Regions from separate parts of the Homo sapiens genome. Here region 1 is linked to region 2. The links are chromatin loops, found by intact Hi-C in ENCODE. Cell type or tissue: dorsolateral prefrontal cortex. All regions are shown on one strand. Each heading gives the region's core, and the rest is flanking DNA. Links, peaks and the distances in the headings are about the cores only. Region 1 holds the start of AQP1 (aquaporin 1 (Colton blood group)). Region 2 overlaps MINDY4 (MINDY lysine 48 deubiquitinase 4).

The links. Hi-C counts contacts between places; a loop is a spot of excess contacts. Peaks named below come from ENCODE experiments on the same cell type or tissue, not always from the same donor. Only the 100,000 strongest peaks of a DNase experiment are listed, where the experiment ranks them.
Region 1: it touches region 2 in a loop (2.3-fold over the local background); 30 of 110 quality-filtered maps call a loop at or near these places.

What each region holds. Positions count from the first base shown.
Region 1 is chr7:30,905,953-30,917,140 of GRCh38, forward strand. It overlaps AQP1 (aquaporin 1 (Colton blood group)), which reads left to right and starts at 5,901. Exons shown (of 4, transcript NM_198098.4): 1 at 5,901-6,341. The coding sequence starts at 5,958. RefSeq lists enhancers at 1,266-1,765, 2,890-3,389. In dorsolateral prefrontal cortex, for the core only: a CTCF peak has its summit at 2,925 (motif pointing left); a DNase peak (open chromatin) is centred at 5,814; H3K4me3 peaks cover 1,698 bases; H3K27me3 peaks cover 307 bases.
Region 2 is chr7:30,795,092-30,806,279 of GRCh38, forward strand. All of the region lies in intron 5 of MINDY4 (MINDY lysine 48 deubiquitinase 4), which reads left to right. All of the region lies in intron 7 of INMT-MINDY4 (INMT-MINDY4 readthrough (NMD candidate)), which reads left to right. Among named protein-coding and RNA genes, the nearest start is that of MINDY4, 29 kb to the left of the region's middle. RefSeq lists enhancers at 4,709-4,828, 5,695-5,824. In dorsolateral prefrontal cortex, for the core only: CTCF peaks have their summits at 5,807 (motif pointing right) and 6,012; a DNase peak (open chromatin) is centred at 5,770; H3K4me3 peaks cover 488 bases; H3K27ac peaks cover 537 bases.

The sequences.
Region 1 (11,188 bases), core at 1,426-9,425, 110 kb after region 2:
TATCTGACCCCCTCTCCCAATCCTGGTGCTTTGTAATCTAACAAGCCAATGTGGGAGACTTCTGAGGGAGCCCAGGTCGGGAGGAGCAGGATGGGAGGCTGCTGGGGCCTAGGAGAGAGGAGGAGCTCGGCGTAAGGATGTGCTCCAAAGCCACTTACACACATGACGCTTCCTTCCAGGGCCCCACAGCGCCGAGGCCACTCCAGGCAGAGGCCCTTGTTTGCTCTGCCCTCCCTAAGGGTGTGGGCTGGCAGCCTGGCACAGATGCCACCCCCAGCTTTTTCTGCAAGTGAGGAATGCCTGCCCTTTCGGGCCAGCAGGGATTCCTCACCCTCAGGGCAGGGCTGGGGAAAATGTGAATTCACCCCTTCCTGGACTTCCTTCCCACAGAGTTGGGGTGGAAGTAGGGCCCAGCCTCCTCAGGGCACCCTCATTCTGAGAGTTCAGTTTGACTCTCAAATCTCTGCCCCCATCCCTGAATGCAGCACCTCAAGCCCTCACGGACCCCAGCCTGGCTGATGGCAACTTTTTCCCATCCTGTCTCTGTGGCTCATCCTCTATGGCATGAAGCAGGGACCATTGCTGGAGAGTTGATGGTAAAACATCAGAAAACCATGCTTTCCAGAAAGAAATGAGTGCAGCATTATCCCTGCACCCCTAGGACAGTAAGCCTGGCCAGTGCTCAGGGCAGGCAGCGGCAGGGGTGAGGAGGGGGTGGGGGCAGGGAGAGAAGTGCATGGGAGGCAGTAGCCTAGAAAATTACTAAATTGTTCCAGCTCTGGTGAATCACTGGTGGCCTGCTAAATCCGCTTTTGATTTAAGAGAGATCGTGTGACACCTAAATGTTCAGGAATTATCTGTCAGACAGGGAGGAATTCACAGGCTTTGAGAGGTGGGTGCCTATCTCTTCTCTTGGGGGATTGAGATAGTCAGCAGATGCCACTAGGATCAGCCCCCACATGCCCAGCCCTGTGCTCAGCTCTGCAGCGGGGCATGGTGGGCAGAGACACAGAGGCCAAGGCCCTGCTTCGGGGACGGTGGGCCTGGGATGAGCATGGCCTTGGCCTTCGCCGAGAGTTCTCTTGTGAAGGAGGGGTCAGGAGGGGCTGCTGCAGCTGGGGAGGAGGGCGATGGCACTGTGGCAGAAGGAAGAGTGTGGGTGCCAGCACCCAGGCACGGCCAGCCTGGGGTATGGAGCCGGGGCCTCTGTCTAGAGCAGGAAGGTATGGTGAGGACCTCAAAAGGACAGCCACTGGAGAGCTCCAGGCAGAGGAACTTGAGAGGCCCTGGGGCCATCCTGTCTCTTTTCTGGGTCTGTGTGCTCTGGGCCTGGGCCCTTCCTCTGCTCCCCCGGGCTTGGAGAGGGCTGGCCTTGCCTCGTGCAAAGGACCACTCTAGACTGGTACCAAGTCTGGCCCATGGCCTCCTGTGGGTGCAGGCCTGTGCGGGTGACCTGAGAGCCAGGGCTGGCAGGTCAGAGTCAGGAGAGGGATGGCAGTGGATGCCCTGTGCAGGATCTTTAAGCAGAGCCAGGAGCCACTGGTCAGTTGGGATGGATTCACTGGGAGGAGCATTTTCTGATTTTCACCACCTCCTTTCTTAGCAGCCTCAGGGACTGGGTCCTTTCTTCCCACCCTCCATCAGGGTTCTCTGCCCCAATTCAGGAAAGCCTGAATGATTCTGGAAAATTCATCCAAGCTGTGGGCGAGCTGATGGTGACTAGATGGTCAGGACCAGTCTGCTGTCTGAGTCCCCTCCTACCCCAAACTCCATCTTCCTGGTGGCCCTCCTGGAGGGAATGAAGTCACTGTTTCCCCTAGCCAGGCTTGTGGGTGGGAAATCCCTGCTGGCCCCAGAGGAATGGTCCATCCCGCCTCAGCCCCTCTGCCCTGCACTTAGCAGAAGCTTCTGGCCAGTGATAGCCTCAGCCACACCCAAGGTCTGGACCCTCAGCCAACATCCGAGGCTCCGTCCACTCTCCTCCGGATGAAGCCCAAGGCTCTCCCACCGGGAGACGGGGCCCAGACAGTCCTGGGAACAGCCAGCTCTGGCTGGAACGTGGGTCACCCAGGCACGTCAGGAATGAGGCACATCTGGAAAAGCCTTTGCCGAGACCATTGCTGTCAGCAGGGCCAGGCAGTGCCCAGCTTCAGTGGCCTCAAGCCCCGCCCAGGGTTCAGAAGTGGGGGTGGGGGCTGCCCCCTTACTAGCTTGGCTCGGGCCCGAGTCCATGGGAGGACCCAGGAGCCAGCAGAGGGCGAGGGAACAGCACCTGCTAAGTCAGGAAGTCCTGGAAGAGAGCTGGGCTGCACACAGTACCTGCCCTGGAGCCCAGCCTCCTAGGGCTCACTGGGACCACAGGGGTGGCTCTGGCTGCCCTCAGCTCCTCTGTTGCCCACTCTTAGCCCGGTGCTTCCATTCCCACCCCACCACCCTAATTATACAGGGTTGTTGGAGGCTGTCCCCTCCCTCCCTCCCCACCCCCAACCCATCCTGGCACCTCTCTGGGCCTGCAGCCCCCAGATTTTGTACTGGGATTTCTGTCTGGTAACCAGGTCATTGGGGGCCCTTCCTGACAGGTGTGCAGAGAACTGCATTTGGGCTCTGGGATGGGGGCATCCTGAGTTTTAGTGCCAGCTCTGCCTTTCCTTGGCAAGTCACTTACAATCTGAGCCTTTCGGGGTTGCAGGAAACAGGCCCCAGCTGGACACTGTGTCCTTTCTTCCTTTCTTCCTTCTCTGGTTGGCCTGGATTTGTGGCAGATCAGGGAAAAGGAGGCGGAGGGGTTGGAGACGTCCCTGGGCCTGGGGCTCCAGCGGCAAGCCTTTCCCCTTTTTAGCCACATGGCCGGGTAACAGCCACAGGGCCCCTCGGAGGTGGTGGGCACGTGAGCTCTGTATTGGCATTCCTGGCCGTGCCTGCATTCTGGTGGCGCCTCCTGGCGACAGCCATGCCTTCCTCCAAAAGAATGGCACCATAATGGTGGTATTAAAGGCAGAGGCCACACTCACAAGGGGGAGAGGTTGGGAGATGCAAGGGGTGGTGGAGTGACACCCTGAGGACCCGCATAGCCTCCTGAGATTGGTGGGCACCTACTTGCCTGGACAAAAGTGCTTTGCCTGACCACTTCCCCCTGGTCCCCCTGGCCTCCTGCCCCAATGCAGAACAAGGGCTTCTGCTGAGTGCACACACACACACACACACACACACACACACACACACACACACACTCTGCAATACCTCGATCATCAGCCACCGTGTCCTCACCTAACCTGCGGGCCCTCACACCAAGATGGAAACTGCATGTGAACAGGAGCTGGTCTGTCTGGCTCGTGGCTGTCTCCCCTGTACACAGAGCAATGTCTGGCATGTGACACACACTAAACATTTATCCAACTATATGTTGGATAAATTAGTAAGTTCCAGATGACTCTCACCCACATGGGCCCCCTGGAAAATCATGGGTCCTCGGCTGCACAGATGCTGACCCAGCCACGGACACCATCATGGACACACGGGACATGCCTGGGTCCATGCAGGCCCGTTTTCCTGTCTCTGCCACTCTGCATGGCCACACTGGCCTGAGTTCAGTGGCTCCTTGCGGCCTGGTGCCTGCTCTGCCCCTGCTTCTTTCCTCAAGTCTTCTTGGCTGGGTCCCAGCACCCGACAGCCTCAGAACATAGCAGGGCAGGGACAGGTGAGGGGAGGAGGAGGTGTGTATGTCCCTCAGTAGACATGGTCTACGGGAGATGCCCAGGAGCCTGTGGCCTGAAGGGAAATGGCCATGTTCCAGAGGACCCTGGTCTAAGGGGTGCCACCCCTGCCCTCAGGAGCCAGGTCTGCAGGAGAAACAGTTTGCCCTCCAAAACTTCAAGGTGAGGGGATCCTAGCCCTGCAGAGAGAGCTCTGGTTGGACGCCCCTGAAACTGACCAGAGAGCTCCTCATGTGGGTCAGTGTCCCTGCCAGGGCATGGGGCCAGGGGCCAGGGGCCAGGGGCATGAGGGAGCCTCCCAGAGACTGGAATGCTGAGCCAGGGCTCCTCAGAGGAAAGGATGTAGAGGAGGGCCCAGGAAGTAGCCCAGTGGGGCCAGTTTCCTCTCCTGGACAGCTAAGAAAGTACTTATGACCTTCGGCCACCTGGGCTGTCTGAGCAGGCAGGGCCTGCTGGCCACCACCGTCCTGTACAGGCACTTAGGGGAATGAATCTTCCCCACCTGCAGCCCCAGCAAACACACACCAGGCTGGTCCCTGGCAATTCACCCCAAGAGCCAGGCCACAGCTGGGCAGAGGGGTGGCCAGTAACAGCTGGTGTCATTCTCTGCAGGATAGCCCCTGGACAAGAGGCATAAGACCCACTCATCCTTGCCCTGCCCCAGGCACACTTAGAAAAGTCCTCTCACCGGGCCTCAGTTTCCCACCTATAAATGGGAAGATGCCAACACGCCCGAGTGGGACTGTGGTGGGGCAGGCAGGAGGTGGGAGGAGAGCCCAGATCATCCCAGGCCTTCCCTAGGGGACGCAGGGGGACCCTCCCTTCTGGGCCTGGTTCTTCCAGCACGTTCCATGCAGCAGGCAAGAGGGCCAGGCCCAGGGGTTCCTGACAGCTTGCTGGCCCTGGAGTCCAGATTCTTGTTTGTTGGCTGGCGCTAGGCCTCTGGATTGGAGATGCCCGGGGCACAGGCGGCCCACGGGGATCTGCAGCAGGGCCTCGGCCCCTCCCTCTGCAGGGGCTCGTCTGGTCCCTCCCGCTCTCTGCCTCTCCTCATTTATCTCTCCCTTTCTGCTTCTTGGCTCTGGGTCCAGTCCTATCTCCCCTGTTTCAGTTTGTCTTTTCCTAGCCCTTTGCGCTCTCTCTGTCTCTCTCAGCCCTGCTTGTCTCACTGTCTCTGGCTGGGGGATCTGTCTCTTTCACTTCCACTTTTGCTCTATTTCCCTGCTACTGTCTTTCCTTTCTCCTTGTCTGTCTCTTCTCCTCCCCTCAGCCAGCATCTGTCTGTCTCTGCCTTTCTCTCCTGCTCCCTCCCTCCCTCCTCTCCAGCACCTTCCAATGCCAGGTGGGGCTGCCATTCCTTCCACCTTCCCAGTGACCCGCCAGTGTGACTGCCTTGAGAGGAAAGTCCTAAACTGTCCCTATCTTCACCAGCCTGCCCTCAAATCATTGGTTCAAATCGCTGTCGAGAAGTTTGGGAGCTCCCAGGGCGGGGGCTTTCTAACAGCTCTGCCTAGCTCGGGCCTGCCCTCAACCGCAGCATGCAGGGCAGCCACAGACAACCTCTCTGCAACTTCTGATGCCTCCGTGCCCCCATCCACAGAGCCCTGGCTCTGGGGGACTGGGGACTCTGGGACATCCCTAACATGGCATGCAGTGGCGGTGCGGGAGGACTTGACTGCCCCTCTGGAGCCCTGGGCCCGGGGACTCCAGGCCAGTGCCTCTCTGGGTCGGGATGGGGATGTCAGGCCAGCAGGATCATGGTACCTGCCTCCAGGGAGGGCAACGTCCACCCACTGAGTCCAGCCCGCCCACCCCACCCACTCCGGAGCACCTGGCTCTGCCCTCAGGAACTCCCTGAGCTTTGCACACAGGGCCGAGACACCTGGATTTCTCTGGTTCCCTGAGTGGGGCCAGCTTGGAAGAATTTCCCAAAGCCTATTAGAGCAACGGCTGCCTCCTGCCTGCCTCCTTGGGCTGGGCAGGGCTGAGGGCGGAGGGAGAGAGAGAGAGAGGGAGGGGGAGAGGAGGAAGGAAAAAGTTGGCAGGCCGACAGCACAGCCGTGTCTGCATCCATCCAGAGGAGGTCTGTGTGGTGTGGGGCGGGCCAGGAGCGAAGAGAGGCCTTCCTCCCTTTGTGCTCCCCCCGCCCCCCGGCCCTATAAATAGGCCCAGCCCAGGCTGTGGCTCAGCTCTCAGAGGGAATTGAGCACCCGGCAGCGGTCTCAGGCCAAGCCCCCTGCCAGCATGGCCAGCGAGTTCAAGAAGAAGCTCTTCTGGAGGGCAGTGGTGGCCGAGTTCCTGGCCACGACCCTCTTTGTCTTCATCAGCATCGGTTCTGCCCTGGGCTTCAAATACCCGGTGGGGAACAACCAGACGGCGGTCCAGGACAACGTGAAGGTGTCGCTGGCCTTCGGGCTGAGCATCGCCACGCTGGCGCAGAGTGTGGGCCACATCAGCGGCGCCCACCTCAACCCGGCTGTCACACTGGGGCTGCTGCTCAGCTGCCAGATCAGCATCTTCCGTGCCCTCATGTACATCATCGCCCAGTGCGTGGGGGCCATCGTCGCCACCGCCATCCTCTCAGGCATCACCTCCTCCCTGACTGGGAACTCGCTTGGCCGCAATGACGTGAGTGGGGTGTCCCTGGGCTTGGGGGGGTTCTAGAATGATGCTGAAAGGCACTGGTTCCATCCTCTGCCCATTGTGCAGATGGGGACACTGAGGAACGGAGAGGACAAGAGGTTGCTGGAGGTCACGTAGAGAGCTGGGGGGAAGAGCTGGGGCTGGAACTCAGCTATGCATGCCTCCCAAAGCCTGTTTTCTGCCAGGCACTGTGGGAAGCTGAGATCCAGAGAATAATGGTCTTGCCAATGTCCCCTGCAGGGCATCTATTATGGGGAATAAGCTTGGCCAGCAGTTCCTCGCCCCTTGGCTGTAGCTTTTTGGCCCTTCTCAGTCCTGCCTGTGCCGCCAGCTCCCTCCTCCTGCAGCCCTGCACCCTGGGGAAACTTTGCCCGCTGTCCCCAGCCACCCTGAACCAAATGCCCAGCCTGTCTGCAGCTGGCTCTGCAAGTGTGTGAGCAGGACTCCCTCAGGGAGCCCCCCATATTCACACTAGTTTCCAAATAAACCACCTCTAGGAATCAAGAGAAAGGCCCTCTTCCACTCTTTTGCCCCTGAGATTAGACAAAGATAAGGGAGTGAAAACACTCTCTGGGGCTGTTTGAAGGCAGTTTTCCTGGATTACAGTATGGGCTGGGGGGCAAGCGCTGGGCTCCATGGTCTCTAGGCACTGAGAGGTGTGGCGTGTGTGTGCATGTGCGTGTGCGTGTGTGTGTGTGAAGGTGTGTATGTGTGCATGTGTTTGCCAGCATGAGTCTCTGTGCTTGTGTCAACTGTGTGCATGTTTGTGCTGCTGTGTAAGGGTGTGTGGGGGTGAGTTTGCAACACGTGCCCATGGCTCCTGGCTTGAATGGGGTCTGGACTGGGGTCACTAATGACAAGCAGATGCTGGTGACTGGGTGGCAGCTGTGGAAAAGAATGTCTCCTGGGCTGCTTAGCATGGCAAATTGGCCCTGGTGGCAGCTGCCTGCTGTCCCAGACACGGCCTTTCCCAGCTCCTCAGACAAGTGCAAACTCAGGCCGGGCTTGGGCCACAGCAGGGGAGGATTTGGCCTGAGAGACTGGGGAAGGCTTGGAGGATGTCTCTGAGGGCCCAAGGGACAGGTGAGCAGGCCTGGGGGTGCCCTTACAGGGAGGGAGAGAAGCCAAGGAGCAGAGAGGAGGACTCGTCTAGAGAGATGAGGCTGGCGGGGCTGTGGGCAGGGCATGTGGGTGTGGGGACGGTGTGGGCCATCTCTGAGGGCGCCTCAGAGATGGCAGATAGTGATTACAGCAGCTGTCCTCTCGCTTCCCAGCCAAAGTTCAGATCCTGCGGCTGGCAGCCCAGGAGAGGCTAGGTGAAGGTCTGGTGCAGAGGGCAGCTGGCTCAGCCTGGCCATGGGGGGCTTAGCACTTCTGTGTCACGGTGACACCTCACCCAACCTCCTCTGCAGCCAACCTCTGCTAGGCCCAAGATTGAAGATTAGCTCCGTGGGCTGGAGTTTAGACTTTAGCCAGTTTAGACGTGGCCGCGGGGGATGTACGGGACAGAGCTCAGGCAGGCCACATCAAGCTCTGCCCCCCCAGGCCTCAGTTGCCAGTGGGTGCAGAGCTTGTGGCCTCAGGGAGTTCTGCTGGGTAGGGTCAAGCTCACACTGAAGCTTGGCTGGGTATGATGGGCTGGGGGAGCGTCCCTGTAGGGGAGTGGATGTGATTTCCAGGCTTTCTGGCCCCGTCTCTTCCCTCCCATCTCACAGGGCGGAGCCTCTGCACCTGCTGGCGAAGGCTTCACCCTCTAGTATGCGCATCCGAGGCAGAGGCGGGAGGGTGGGCCCCTTCTGTGCCATCTGGAACAGAGGCCACACCAGCCTCCCGTGCCCCATTCCCTCCCTGGCCTTCATTTTTTATAGTCACCCCAATACTTGGGCTGGGCGTGTTGCAAATGGGAGAGAAAGAGGAGCAGCCTAGTGTGGGGTCCGGCCCTGGGCTGAGAGGCAGACACCTGGGTTCAAGACGTGTCCACTGCTAACTTGTTGAGCTTCTTTGGAGCTGCGGACCCTGACCCTCGAGAGGGAACTCAGGTCTTGTGACCTCACAGCCACACCCAGACAGCCAGCTCACTTCATTGCTTTGAGCTTATCACCCATCCCACGAAAGCTGGCTAAGAGCAGCCCAGCAGGGGCAGTGCTGAACATAAGGGCGCTTAGCATGATGGTGGGGGCTCAGGCGCTGTCCTGTCCCAACAGTGGAAGGGTGGGGTTCAGGACCTCAACTCTGGGCCTAGAAATAGAGAAGGTACCCCTCTAAGGGCTCCCGTCAGACACTGGCCCTGGAACTGGAGGGGCCTCAGGGGTGGCCTGGATGCCTCAAGAGGAGCAGGGAACAGTCTGGGCAGCAGGTGACACACTCTCTTTCATGACCTGGGGTAGGCTCCTGCAGCCTCTCTGGCCCTGAGCCCCAGCCCAGTCAAAACCTGGGTGGGGCAAGTGGTTGGCATGGAGATTTCCAAGGAAAACAGAGAAAGATGTGGCAGGAAGTGGTTGGGGTGAGTCAGGGGGTGTCCCTTCGGGACATGCTGGGGACAACTTTCTCCTGACTGACTCAGGGCTCAGGATATGCCCTAGAGAGACCGTGGGCCTCCGTCCAGCCTGCAAGGTCCCGGCTAGTTCTAAGAGCCAAATACCAATTTTGGCTAAGGGTGAGAGGCTCTGAGGCTGGGGTGGACACTCTCACCTGTCCCTGTCCTAGCTCAGCCACTAACACCATGTGGCATCACACAACAGACTGGCCTGTGTGGCCCTAGTTCCTGTCTATGAGATAGGGACATAGCAGGGTGTGGCTGGGCTCTGAGAAGTAGGAGATGCTGGTGGACTCAGGATTCCTGGCATTTGCTGGCTTTTTTCATTCTTCTGCTGTCTGGTCTGCTCAGCCGGCTCCCTGCAAGCATGACCAGGGACTGCTGGGTGCTCAATGCAGGGCTGGGTTAGCCCGGCTCCCTCCCGAGAGAAGCCCACAGCCCTAGGTCAAGATAAGCCAGTGCCCAGCTGCCTGTGATATGAAGCAGGAGGCAGATGCGATAAGAGGTGTCAGGGCGGGCCCGGGAACTTTTGAACTTAAGGGGTGGGAGGGCCAGGAAGGCATCAGGGAGGAGGTTTCGTAGGAGCCTGAATGTGGAGACACTGCAGAGGGAAGGGGCAGAGGGACTGTGTGAGCAAGCACAGGCTAGGAGGAGGTGAGGGCCGTGGTACGGGAGTTGTTGGGTATGGTCAGGCTGGGGGTGCATGGGAGGAGGGTGGTGAGGGCTCAGGATTCGGGCCAGGGGCTGCATCCGGGGGAAGGGGTCTGGATTCCCAGAGCCTGTGATTTCAGCCCGCTGGGCTCAGGCAGAGGGCAAAGCTACCCTCTTCGGGGTCTTCTCCCAGCCCTGCTAATTCCAGGCCTGACTGCTCAAGAAGTGTTTCTACCTGCAGCATCAGGGGCCTGACTGAAGCCCTAAGTTCTCCCCTTTATCCCGTTTTTCTGGGCTTCAGTTTCCCCAGTCATAGAGTGAGAGGCCTCTTCATGCCACCAGTTCTCCCGGGGGTGCTGCTGCCTCCTCCAGAGCTCAGGGGAGGGATGGGGAAAGGAAGGCAGAGTTTCCATGTCCCTGCCCAGCCCGTCCTGCCCAGGGAGGGGCTGGGGGCTGGGTGGTGATGCCACATCTGGGACATATAATTACTGTTTCCGCCAGCCCCAGATGAGGGGGAGGGCACAGAGATGGGGAGCTTTGTGGTGGAGACTTCCCTCACCATGGAAAATCCTGACGCTGCTTCCCCTTTAGGGACCTCAGAACAGCCCAGCCGGTCCCAGTGTTGCCCACCCTGATGCTTGGCCCTGACTGGGATTTGCCCTGGGAACTCTGAAGGGGCCATGCTTTGAGAGGGGACACGGCCTCCTGGGATACCTGTCTGAGGGGCTCACCCCCTGCTCACCACTCCCAGGCCACAGCCTCCTGTCACACCTTGCCTTCCCTTCTCCACCCCAGGCAACCTTCTAGCAGCATGAAGTGGCCATTAGCTCACTGCAAGCCAATTCCAGATGGTACCCCCACTTAGTCTAGGGCCCCCACCCAGCAGGGGCCATGGCCCTTACCTTCTGGAAGCACCAATGAGTCTGGAGTCTCCTGAGTGGCTGGGATCTGAGCCCTCACACCGGGAGGTGAAGGCAGGAAAATGCTGTCCGCGAGGCCCTGCAAGTGGCCAGGATCCCCTCAGTCAGGGCTTCCCCATGGGGATGAGAGGGGCTCCTTGCCCACATGGAGTGGTGCCCAGGGGGATCATGAGGGGCTGTCTTCACTCAGCCAGGAGCTACAGTTCTGTGGGGTGGGCAGACTCTGAGGCTGAAATCTCCAACTTAAAAGATATCCGGAAAGGCCGGAAAATGCCCCCGGCCCTTCCAGCAGCTCCTTTCAGTGCCTGCAATCTCGCTGTCAGGGCCCCTTGAAAGGCAGATTTCTACTCAGTGTAAAGAAGGTTGTTGTTGATATTGTTGTTGACACGAAGAAGGGGCTGTCTCTAAGTCAATAAGCTCCCTGCCATTAGGGGTGTGCAAGTAGATGCTTTCTGGTGAGGAGGCTGCTTTGGGGGTGCTAGTCTATGCGGGGGTCCAGTGGGGTGGGTGACAGGTTCTGCAGCATAGGCTTTGTGTCATGCTGAGATCAGCAATTCTGATGGCCTGCGGGGGATCCTGTGCTTAGGTTTCTGGATCTGGGGCTGGAGAGTGACCACCCCGATGTGAGGCAGGAGGCACTTTTGGAGACTGCGGGGGCTCGAATCTGGGCCAAGGCCTCCATTTTACTGATGGGGAAACTGAAGCCCACAGAGGCGTGGAGACTT
Region 2 (11,188 bases), core at 2,224-10,223:
ACAGCCCTCCGTTGGGGTGTGCTGGCCTGTCATTTGTCTGAGGGCCCCTCAGAGTGAGTTTCTGGACCTGCAGATGGCCACATGGACACTCCTACAGTTGGCTTTCTGCAGATTAACTCAAAACACACCATGCTGGGCATCTAGCAATAGGTGTAGGCATAGGCTGCACAAGTTCCAGCCACTTACTTGCTCAGTCAGCTTCAGAAACCTGGGTGTAACTGTGGTCATGAATTGAGAAGAGTTTTATCCTCCCTTAGGAATTCAACCCACAGCAGTTGCCACAGCACTGACATCTAAGGGTCAGGGCTGGTGAGCAAATGTGTGCCCTGTCACATGGCTTCAACCATGGAGCCGTGGGATCCAGGGGTACCAAGATATGAAGGCCTATGGTATAAATGAGGGTTCTGAGGCCCAGAGAGGGGCACAGACCTCTCCAGGGTCACACAGGCCATCAGGGTCAGGGACCAGATGACCTGACAGTATAGGCAAATAGAGGGGTGCATGTGTTTCCTGTTGCTGGTGTAGCATTACCATAAGCTTAGTGGCTTGAGGACAAACACAGATTGATGGTTCTGGAGGTCAGAGGTCTGAAGGATGTCTCACTGGTCTGCAATCCAGGTGTCAGCAGGCTGCATTCCTTCTGGAGCCTCTAGGGGAGAATCTGTTTCTTTGCCTTTTCCAGGTTTAAGAGGCCACCTGAATTCCTTGGCTCCCTTCCTTCACCTTTGAAGCCAGTGACGTTGGCTGAATCCTGCTCAGGCTGCCTTCTTTCTGCTTTTCCCCTTCCTGCTCCCTCTTCTGCTTTTGAGGACCTTTGTGATTACCTTGGACCCACCTGGTTGATCCAGAACACTCAGCATATCTCAAGGTCAGCTGATTAGCAACCTTGATTTCATCTGCAACCTTAATCCCCCCTTGCCATGTAACCGAACACATTCAGGGGGTCTGGGATTAGGATGTGGACATAGTTGAGGGAGGGGGTCATTTTTATGCCTGCCACAGAGGGCAGCTGTTTGTTGGAGCACTGTACTTTTTTTTTTTTTGTCTCACTATGGTTTTTAAAATATTCATCTACTCTCTCAATCTCCCTTCTGACCACTCTCAAAAGATTTTTTTGTGTTTTTCACATTTCCCCCTGTCTCACTGTCACATCTGTCTCTTTTTTATCTGGACCTTGTGTGGAAAAGGCAACAGGAAACCCACAGCCATGCCATCCCCAGAAGCAGCAGGCTTAGGTGAGGGGAGGATGTCTAGCTTTGGGGCCTGCTGTGGTGAGTCCATGGAGCTTAGGGTCATCATTAATTTCATGAAATGGATTTTGTCCTGGAGAAAGTGAGTATCTTCCCAGAATACAGCCTTGAAGTATGATATAGTCCATGCAATTGAAGTCTAATTTAGACTTTTAAAAAAGATTTTAAATTAAGCATTTTAAAAAGCAGGGTGGAATACATGCATCTTTAGGACTTGTTTACATTCTTAACTTCATAGACTGTCAGTGCTGGAAAGATCCTTAGAATCCAAACCCTTTATTTGGCAGGCGGGGAAAATAGAGCCCCAGAGAACAGAAAGGAAATGACTCACTTGAGCTTTTGCAGGTGTAGCAAAGTTATTTTCATAAACTCTGTTTTCCCTTGTAGTTAATGTTTAAAGCTTTCTTTTTAAATAGGCATGCTCCTCCTGTATTCACTTAAAGCCTCCATCACAGATGTCACTAACCAACATATGATGTCTTGCTCTTCATGTTACAGATCCTTTGGTTTTGGGTAGACTTGATTTCAGACTCTGAATTCCTGGAGTCATACCCTCAAAAAAAAAAAAAAGACCCTGTCAATTCACAGACATACTCATTTATTCAGTTAATTTATTCAACAACTATTTAGCAAGGACCAGCAGTATGTTAAAGATGGCTTGTACTGGCTTCGAATGCTGATTTTTAGTGCCCCTTCTTAACTTTGCATTCAGTGACATCACATTGGTAGCTTGGAATTGGTCATGTTTAGAATATTTATACCATGGAGATTGGCAAATGCAGCAAATCAAGGTCCCCATCCCTGGAGAGCCAGTTGTTAACATTTACCAGCACACCACCTGCGATGGCCTACTGTGTGCCAGACCCACCAGCCAGTCAGCTGTGAACAAAGCAGATTGAGTCCCTGCCCTCTTGGATCTTCCACTTCCAGTGAGACGAGGCAGCCCACAATAACACCAAAACAAGGAAATATATAACATATCTGAGGATTACAAGTGCTAAGGGGAAAAATAAATCATGGAAGAGTGACAGGGAGCCCTGGGGACAGAGCTGCTATTTTATAAAGAGGTAGCCAGGAAAACCTACCAGAGAGGGTTACACTTGAGAGGAGGCCAGAAAGGAGACAGGGAACTTGCACTTTGATCTCTGGACGCAAATGCCGACAGCAGTTGTGCACAGGCCCTGCAGTGGGAGCATGTTACTGATTGAGGCTGGACTACATGAGGGAGAGAGGAAAAAAAGCAAGAAAGGAAGCAAGGGCTTGGTCATGTGGGGCCTGGAAGCTGCTGAATGCATTGGCTTTTACTTTGGATACTCCCGCATCTAGGAGATATGGGAGCCTTTGGAGGTCGAGCAGAGACATGCTGTGATCTCACTTGTGTTTTAATAGGGTCCCTCTGGCTGCTGTGTTGAATAGATTCAAGTGTGGAAGGAGGAAGGCAAGTGTGGAGGCAGGGAGACCAGTTAGGCAACTGCAGTAGTAGAAGAGAGCTGGTGGTGGCTTGCATCAGGGAAATGGCAGTGAAGGTGGTGAGACATGGGCTAGAATATGGGTGTATACATACATACAGACATACATCAGCAGGGCTATGTTCTGAGAAGTGCATTTTCAGAAGCGCATCCACATCTGTGGGCCCCTGGAGGCACTGAAGGACCTGGGAGAGTTTGGGGTGCACCTGTCTCTCTCCTCGAGACTGCTGAAGTGGAAACATCATAGAGTGTACTTACACTGACCTGGATGGTGCAGCCTACTACACACCTAGGCTAAATGGCTTAGCCTGTTGCTCCTAGTATACACACCTGGACAGCATGTTGCCGTATTGAATGCTATAGGCCATTGTAACACAATGGGAAGTATTTGTTTATCTAAACACATCTAAATTTAGGAAAGGTACAGTAACAATATGATACTATAATCTTATGGAACCACTGTGATATATGTGGTCTGATATTGACCGAAACCACATATCTCATTGGGATTCGTGTATGGATTGGATGTGCTGTGTTAGAGAAAGAAAGGAGGCAAGGATAACTGCAAAGATTTTGCTGAACAACTGTAAGAGGGGGGTTGCCGTTCCCTGAAATGAAGACTGTGGGAGAAGCAGGTTTAGGTCATGGTCATTGGGCCATAATTTATACCTCTGGTCTGCATGTTACTTTCTTCTTTTTTTTTTGAGACAGAGTCTCGCTGTGTCGCCCAGGCTGGAGTGCAGTGGCGTGATCTTGGCTCACTGCAAGCTCCGCCTCCCGGGTTCACGCCATTCTCCTGCCTCAGCCTCCCGAGTAGCTGGGACTGCAGTCGCCCGCCACCACGCCTGGCTAATTTTTTTTGCATTTTTAGTAGAGACGGGGTTTCACCATGTCAGCCAGGATGGTCTCAATCTCTTGACCTTGTGATCCGCCCGCCTCGGCCTCTCAAAGTGCTGGGATTACAGGCGTGAGCCACTGCGCCCAGCCCTGCATCTTACTTTCTATCAGGCCAGTGGTGTTTCTTTGTGAACTGGCCTTCCTGTGGCCTTAGTTCAGGGTCCATGTGCTTGCAGTCCACACATGTGAGCAGTGAGCTGTCCTGTTACTTTTGTGCTGTGACATTTCTCCTCTGGCACTGGGGTTTTATTGAAGCTGTTTAAGAGGCTTCCACACCAGGACTATTACTAGAGCCCAAGTTAGTAGGGTTGCTCACAGCTACTGTCTAAGGACAGTAAAAGCAAGTCCCCATCTTGCCTTTATGTCATGCACTTCTTTGTCTTGTGCTTGCAGGTTGCAGTCTGCTGAGCAGACCTCCAGGCCTCTCTGGGCCTCTGTGCTCCTGTCTGTAAATGAAGGGGTAGGATGGGCTGCTCTGTAATGGCTCCCCAATTCTACCCTCTACACATGCCTAGACCAGACTTCTGACTTCTTTTGTAATCTCTGAATTACTTTGATTCAGTTGACCTCTCTAAGGCTCATCTTATGTAAATAATGAGCCTGTAAACCAGGGTCCTGTGACTTTGGAGTCCTTCCTAGACTATAGGCTCCTCTGAGCACCTGTGGGTATATAGTAAATGGATTTAGGACACAGCAACCTGGAATCACTCCCAGCCCTGAGTATGAGCATCTGTCACTGGAGGCCTGTTCCAGGCTGTTCCTGGCTGCAGCATTTTGAGCTGAAGGCAGGCTGACTAGGGCAAGGTTAAATTCCACCATCCCTAACCCCTTTGCCTATTACTTGTTGAATGGTTTCTCAGGTTAGGTTCCTAAGAACAATGGTTCTTAAACTGTGATCTCTGGACTGGCAGCATCTGCATCATCTGGGAACTTTTTAGAAACAGCTTGTCTGACCCACTGAGTCAGAAGTTTGGGGGTGGAGCCCAGGAATCTGGGTTTTAACAAGCTTTTTAGGTGATGTCATGCGTGTCAAGCTTTGGGAAGCAATGCCCTAGGGGCCAAGCCTGAGTCAGATTCCGGTACATGTAATTTGTTGGGGGCATGCTCTCAGGAGGAAGTGGGGTGAGGAAAGTGGAACTGGGCAGGGGAAGGAGCTCAGCAAAGGTGTGAGGGCTAAGGGCTCAGGCTGATCCCCTGGGGAGATGTGGAGCATGAATTGACTCAGAGTTAGTCCCATGTTTAAGGCAAGGGAGTGAGCTTTTTGTGCCCCTCTTAGTCATTGGCTGTGGGCTGCCCATCCTGGAGTGGGGCGGGCAGTGTGCAACCTCCTAGATGAGTTTGGCAAAGGACGATTCTCCAGAAAAGGATGCAGCTGTGAGCCCTTAGCAGCTGACATTGACAGCAGCTGGGAAGTATTTACCTGTCTGAGGCAGCTGGGTGGGACACCTGTGGCCTCCATGTCAGTTCTCATGGCTCCTTCTGCATTCACCCAACCCCTAGGTATTACAGTAAAGATAAACTGCAAAGCCTGTCCCTGGATATCACCTTAGATGCATTGGATGCCCTGGTGAGATGGGCCAAGCAGGGATCTTTTACAGGTTAGGATACAGACTCCAGAAGGTGAGACTGAAACGAAACTGTTTCCAGGCTCAGACAGCCTTTCCCATCATGACATGTGCAGCCCTCTGCAAGAGCATCATATTACCCATTACTGGCTTTGTGGCTGGGTCACGTCCTTTTGTCTTAGTGAGTTCAGAGGTGTCATAGCCCAGGTAGGCACTGGGGATGCCAGTGCATGATATGGTTCCCTGCCTCCAGAAGCCCAGGGTGCACTGGGATGCCCTGTGTAATTGGGTGCTAAATTGTGGCCCTCACAAAGGAGTGGAAGTTCAGGGAGCAGTTAAGGGACGCTATTGAGGGGGCAGGAGGGCCCTGGGCTTGGAGAGGCAGTGTTTAATGCAAAAGACTTCCTGGTAAACCAGTAACATTGGAGAAGGAATGGCTGTACTTTTAATTCACAGATCCAGGGGAAGATTAACCTGCCTTGTTCTGCTGTGGGTCTCTGCAGCCTTGATACAGCCAAGGGCCCAAAGCCTCAGTGTTTCTGCCTTTGCATTGAAACACTCCTCTGACACTGGGGATGCCTGGCAGTTTTTCAGGTTTTGCAGAAGAATGGACAGTAGATGGCAGCAGATCTTCATCAATCCTCCCAACCCCAGCGATTTAGTCTCGTTGCCCTTGTTGCATAATTTAATTCAGGGGACATTCACCAGGCCCTACCAGACCTTTCTTAAGCAGTCCAGGGGGAGAGAGACAAGTGCATCCCAAACTCTCCCAGGTCCTCTAGAGCCTCTGGAGGCCCCCAGATCTGGAGTGAAAGCCACGGGCGCACAGATGCCTCTCTGTGTCCTGAGGGGGAATGAATTGTGCCAGCCGGGACTTGGAGGAGGCTTACAGAGGATGTGGCATTTGCGGTTCATTGACTGTTCCCTGCTTCTGAGCATCCCAGCTCTGAAAACATCTGCACCTCATGGGATGAGTAATGGGGAGAATTTTCATTTTAATTTGTCTTTATGCATTATTTGGACTTCACATCAGACTATTAAGGTTCAAAATCTGACTCTTGAGACACACAATACCTATTTCCTTTCCAGCATGCCGGTCATCCTGTGTGGATAGTGGCCTGCTTGGGCTCTTGCACTGGTTCAGCCTCACCTTCTTAACCTGTTCTGGGGACCTCTCTTCTGTGGTGGATACAGCTGTCCTCCACACCTGCCATTGATGCCCGATGCTCAGCCACTTCTCCCCACTTCTCAGCCTGTTGATCACATTTTACCCTATACATGTGCCCCCAGTCCACAGTGGAATGCCATTTCTCCTTCTGATTGCTGGCCTCCTGAAAGTAGGCACAGGAGATTAAACATGAGAAACAGCTCCAGTGCATGTTACAGGCCACTCTGAGCCCTCCAAAAATGGGGTTGATGACCCCTAAACCTTGTGTGGTTATTATAACCCCAAGGTACCTTCAGTTCCATGGTTTCCAAGTCTCTGATCTGATGCGTCTGCAGAGGAAAGAGATTTCCCTTGACTCAGATTTCCTTTGAGATCCAGAAAGTGCGGCTAAAGAAGTGAGAGAGTGGCCACACATCCCCCTGGAAGGGAAGATGAGTGATCTTGTATTGTCCATCTGTGGACATCAGCATGGCAGCTCTGAGATCTCCCTTGGACCACACCTGGGCCCTTGCCAGCTCCATCCTAGGTTCTGAGTCCTGGGATACAGGCTGGGAAGATGTTCCATGCAGGAGAAGTAGCAGCTGTTAGATGGAAGGAAGTTGTTGGGCTCTGAGATAATATTTGGGAGATGAGTGTGAGAGAGCAGGAGTGGTATTATGGAGAATCTTTCCTGTATTCCTTTTTTTCTCACTCCAAGATGCTTTTGTGCTGCTCTGTTAGCTATGTTCCAGCAGTTCCTGGCTACCAGAATCCCATATAAAGGCCCACATAGAGGTTAGTAGGACCAGAACAAGGCTGAGTGAGGTGAAGCATCTAGGATGCAAAATGTAAGGAGCTACTCACTCTCACAGTTGTTCAGCTGCAGGCTGGACACCTGCATTAACCTGAGAGGGAAGGTCTCTTAAAATTTTGCACCTTAGGCTTCTTGATTATCTCACCCTAATCCTATCCTGGTTAGCAGAGTTTGGCTGCTTTCTTTTGTTCCTTCAGTATCTTGGACAACCCTCAGTATAGAACAATGATTTGATAACTCATATTTATATTCATGAACTTTTTGAGGCCTGGAATGGGGCCTTATTTCTCTGTCTTTACTCAGCCATGTCTCTGTACCTGGCAATAATAAGTGCCAAGCAAATGAGAGAGTGCACTTAGCAAGGAGAATGGAAGGGAAAGTTATGCTAATCTGTCTGTGATAGTATCGTGAAACTTAAAAGTGGTAAGTCTTTCATATAATTGAAACAATTTGAACTTTAGTTTGCCTGTTGGCATTCATTAATTTACTCAGTAATTTTTTTGTTCATACAAAACTAGTTACATGACTGCCTGATCACCCAACCATATATCTAGCCAACTAAACAACTAACCAGCCATCTGACCACCCAACCAACCAACCATCCCAACCGACCAACCAAACCAACCAACCAACCCAACCAACCATCCAACCATCCATTCATCCAACAAACCATTCCACCCATCCAATCATCTCACCCACCCAACCAACCAACCCACCCAACCAACCAACCTAACCAACCCGGCCAACCAACCATCTAGTCAACCAACAAACTATCCAAACATCCATTCCATCCAACCAACTAACCAACCCACCCAATCAAACCAGCCAACTCACTGTCCCAACTGTGATGCCCCATCTTTAAGTCGTCTGGAATGTTGCCTTCTTCAAGAAGCCTTTCCTGATCTCTTCACTGTACCTATACTTGGACATGATCTGTTTCTCAGACCTCTCATGGCACATGTCACGCTGGAGAGAGTTGACAGGCTACTTTGTTCCTCCTGCTGGACTGTCAGCTGCCTGAGTATAGGGGTGACTTGTCTGTGTCCCTACCTTTTTGAGTTTTGCTCAGAATTATTCCAATAAATAAGAATTGAGATGGATTCTTGACTTTGCTTGGAATTTGGAAGGGGAGAATGAAGTATGAGGTCTTTCCTTAACTTAAGAAGTTCATAGAAGAGCAGAATTAGTGACTTAGCACACAGAAAAAGTCAACTAAAAATAGCAGGCAGATCTGTTTCAGGGTCAGATGGATGGTGCTAATTGAGATGCCGTAGGAGCTTAGAGGAGAGGGAGGGGGTTTTCTGGATGAAGCAGGGCTAAGCTGAGCCTTGAAGGCTGAGTGGGTTTGAATAACCCAGTTTTGTGTGGCAGGGGGCAGTCTTATTCTTCAGGCCTTATTACTGTGCCTGGAACATATTCATCACTCTTCTGTGCCTTGCTCTAAGCCTGAGGTTTTGTTTTTGGGGTAGGGGGGAAAGTTTGCTGGTATCCCTGGGGTCTCATTCCTAAAGACTGAAGCAGCTCTCTTGTTCTTCCCCAGCGTGTTTTTCTACGGCCTGCATTGGGTTTTGCTGCATTTGCAGACATTTTTGGATAATGTACACTTATGGTGGGTCATGGAGAAAACCTAAGCTCATAGCTCCACCTAAGGATCATGGCATTTATTTAGGGAAAAGATGGGCGTCCTTGTTCCTACCCTGTGATAGGCTGGATGCCTTGGGGCCTGACATAGAGAGAGCCAAAGTCTTTCCCTTGCCAAATCCCATTCAGTCCTGCTGGAGTACTGGGTGTATGCCTTCCCTCATGACTCTTGGGCTGGTTTTCTCAAATGGTGGCTGAGGGATGGAATTCTGCTGTGACTGTCAGAGGTGGTGTCTCCATTTTGGAAAGATGGCCCCTGATGCTGAGTTATGTTAGGGGCATATTGGGCAGAGTTCCTCAAATCACAAAGATGATCTGCCAGGGCAGCTTCCTGTATGGCTAGATTCCATGTGTGTGCCTCATTCCAGAAAATTCTACTTTGTTTTCTCTACTCATTCCACAAGAAGTTAGTAAAGCCATGGGATTTCTTTCATTTCCTGTTGAGGCCAGTTTTGTGGTCATAGGTCCCTCAGAAGTGGGGCCTTTTCCCAATAAAGTAAACAGTTTTTGATCTCAATCTAAATACATGGTATTTAATTTTATTCAACAAAGCATTTATAGAGTGCCTCTTGCTTGTTCGAATGGTGTTGGGGAGAGAAATGCTGAAGATGAGGTTCCTGCTCCCAAGAGGCTGAGACATCCCGACAAATATGTACTACAGGATTAAGAAAAAGATGAGTGTGATAAGGGATCTGGCAGAGTTCCACAGAGATAGAGTCTGGATAGTTTCAGGGATAATTATGCTGTCGATATCTGTTGAGTCCTCACTATCTGACTGGCCCTCTTATAGGAGCTTTGGATGTATTACTTCATTTAATCCTGACAGCAACTTTACATATTTACAAGTGGGGAAACTGAGGCACAAAATGACCAAGCAGTCTGAGTTCATGCAGGTTTTCTGGCTTTTGGGGCCTTAGTCTTAATCATTATCCTTGGCCCTGACCTGGGGGAAGAGGACTGTTGAGAGCTGGCATTAGCAAGGACATAGAGGGCAGGTCTGGCAGTTCAGAGAGTGGAAGAATCCCAAGCCGAGGGGATGCTGTGAGCAAAGAGGTGGGCAAGTTGGTGTAGCTGGAGCCCAGGGGATGTGTGAGTGGTGGGAAGAGGGTAGACTGCAGGCCCGACAGGTGCCCCAAGAGCCAGACCTTCTTCTCTAGGCAATAGAGAGGGATAGAAAGTTCTCTTGTGTTTTGGGTTCTGTTGTTTTTTAACCAGGAAGATGTGCCGCAAGGTGAGTCTAGGGGTGCAGCAGGTCTGAGAAAGGTGACTGGCAGCAGGGCCCCTGCCGGGAAGGCAAGTGGGCTCTGGCCTGGATGTGCCAGAGGGGTAAGGAGCCAGGGAGCTGAGGAGGAGAATCCAGAGGACGAGGCAGTCAAGGAGGACTGTGGGCCTGGAGGAAGGGGAGGTTGGGCAGGCAGTTAGCAGGAGTAGGGGCACCTGAAGGGGAGGTGCTGCTTGAGTCAGGAAGAAGATGAGTTGTTTCTGGATATGTCCAGTGGAGCTTTTGTTTCCACAGTCAAGAGTGGGGCAGAAACGCAGATCCCAGGGAATGTTGGGAGGAGCTGGCATGGGCTGAAAGCTGAATTCCTTGGAGGGTGGACATTGCCAAGGTCAGTATCTTGCAGTGGAGACCACGTGCTTGGTGTGGGGCAGGGCAAGAAAACGGAGTGGTCAGAGCAGAGCCCCACCCAAGGCGAGGGAAGAGCCAGTCTCCTGGAGGCAGGAGGTTGCATTTTCGGACCCTTAGGAGAGGTTGGGAGGTCACTGGGCCTGGTGATGGCGGTTCCCAGGTGGCTTTGGAGAGAGCACCTTGAGCAAAGTGCTCCGGGGCAGAAAGTCAACTGTCGTGTATTGAGGAATGGGAGGAGATGAGGACATGTGTGGAGAGCCTTTGTGAAAGAAGTTTAGAGATGAAGGGTACACAGGGACAGGGTGGCAGCTCAAGAAAGAAGAAGGTTAAGGAATAGGGCCGTTTATTCAGGACAAGAGAGATTTGTGCATGTTTGTGAGCCATGTTTGCACCAGCAGCAGAGACAAGAAATTCACCATTCACAGAGGCAGGGTGCACGGGCTTGGGTGGGGCCCGGAAGGGGACAGTGCTGACAATACCAGAGTCATTTTCTGTTACGCTCAGTAACGATAATTGATGTCTGTAATGATGGGCCCAGGGCATTACAAGTTCCTGAAGTGCCTTTTAAATCTCTAATGAAAGAGTCAATTCTACTCAGCAGAGTTGTTGAGTTACTTGAAATTTATTCCAATTAAGCAAAGCTTTGTTCAGTTATTGAGATCTGCTATTTGGGAAACATTGCATTGTATTGTATTCTGAGACTTTGAAACTTGGCTCGCCATCTTTCACATATTTAGTAACTTGGCATGGTGAGGTTGAAAGGGCCCCGCTTTAG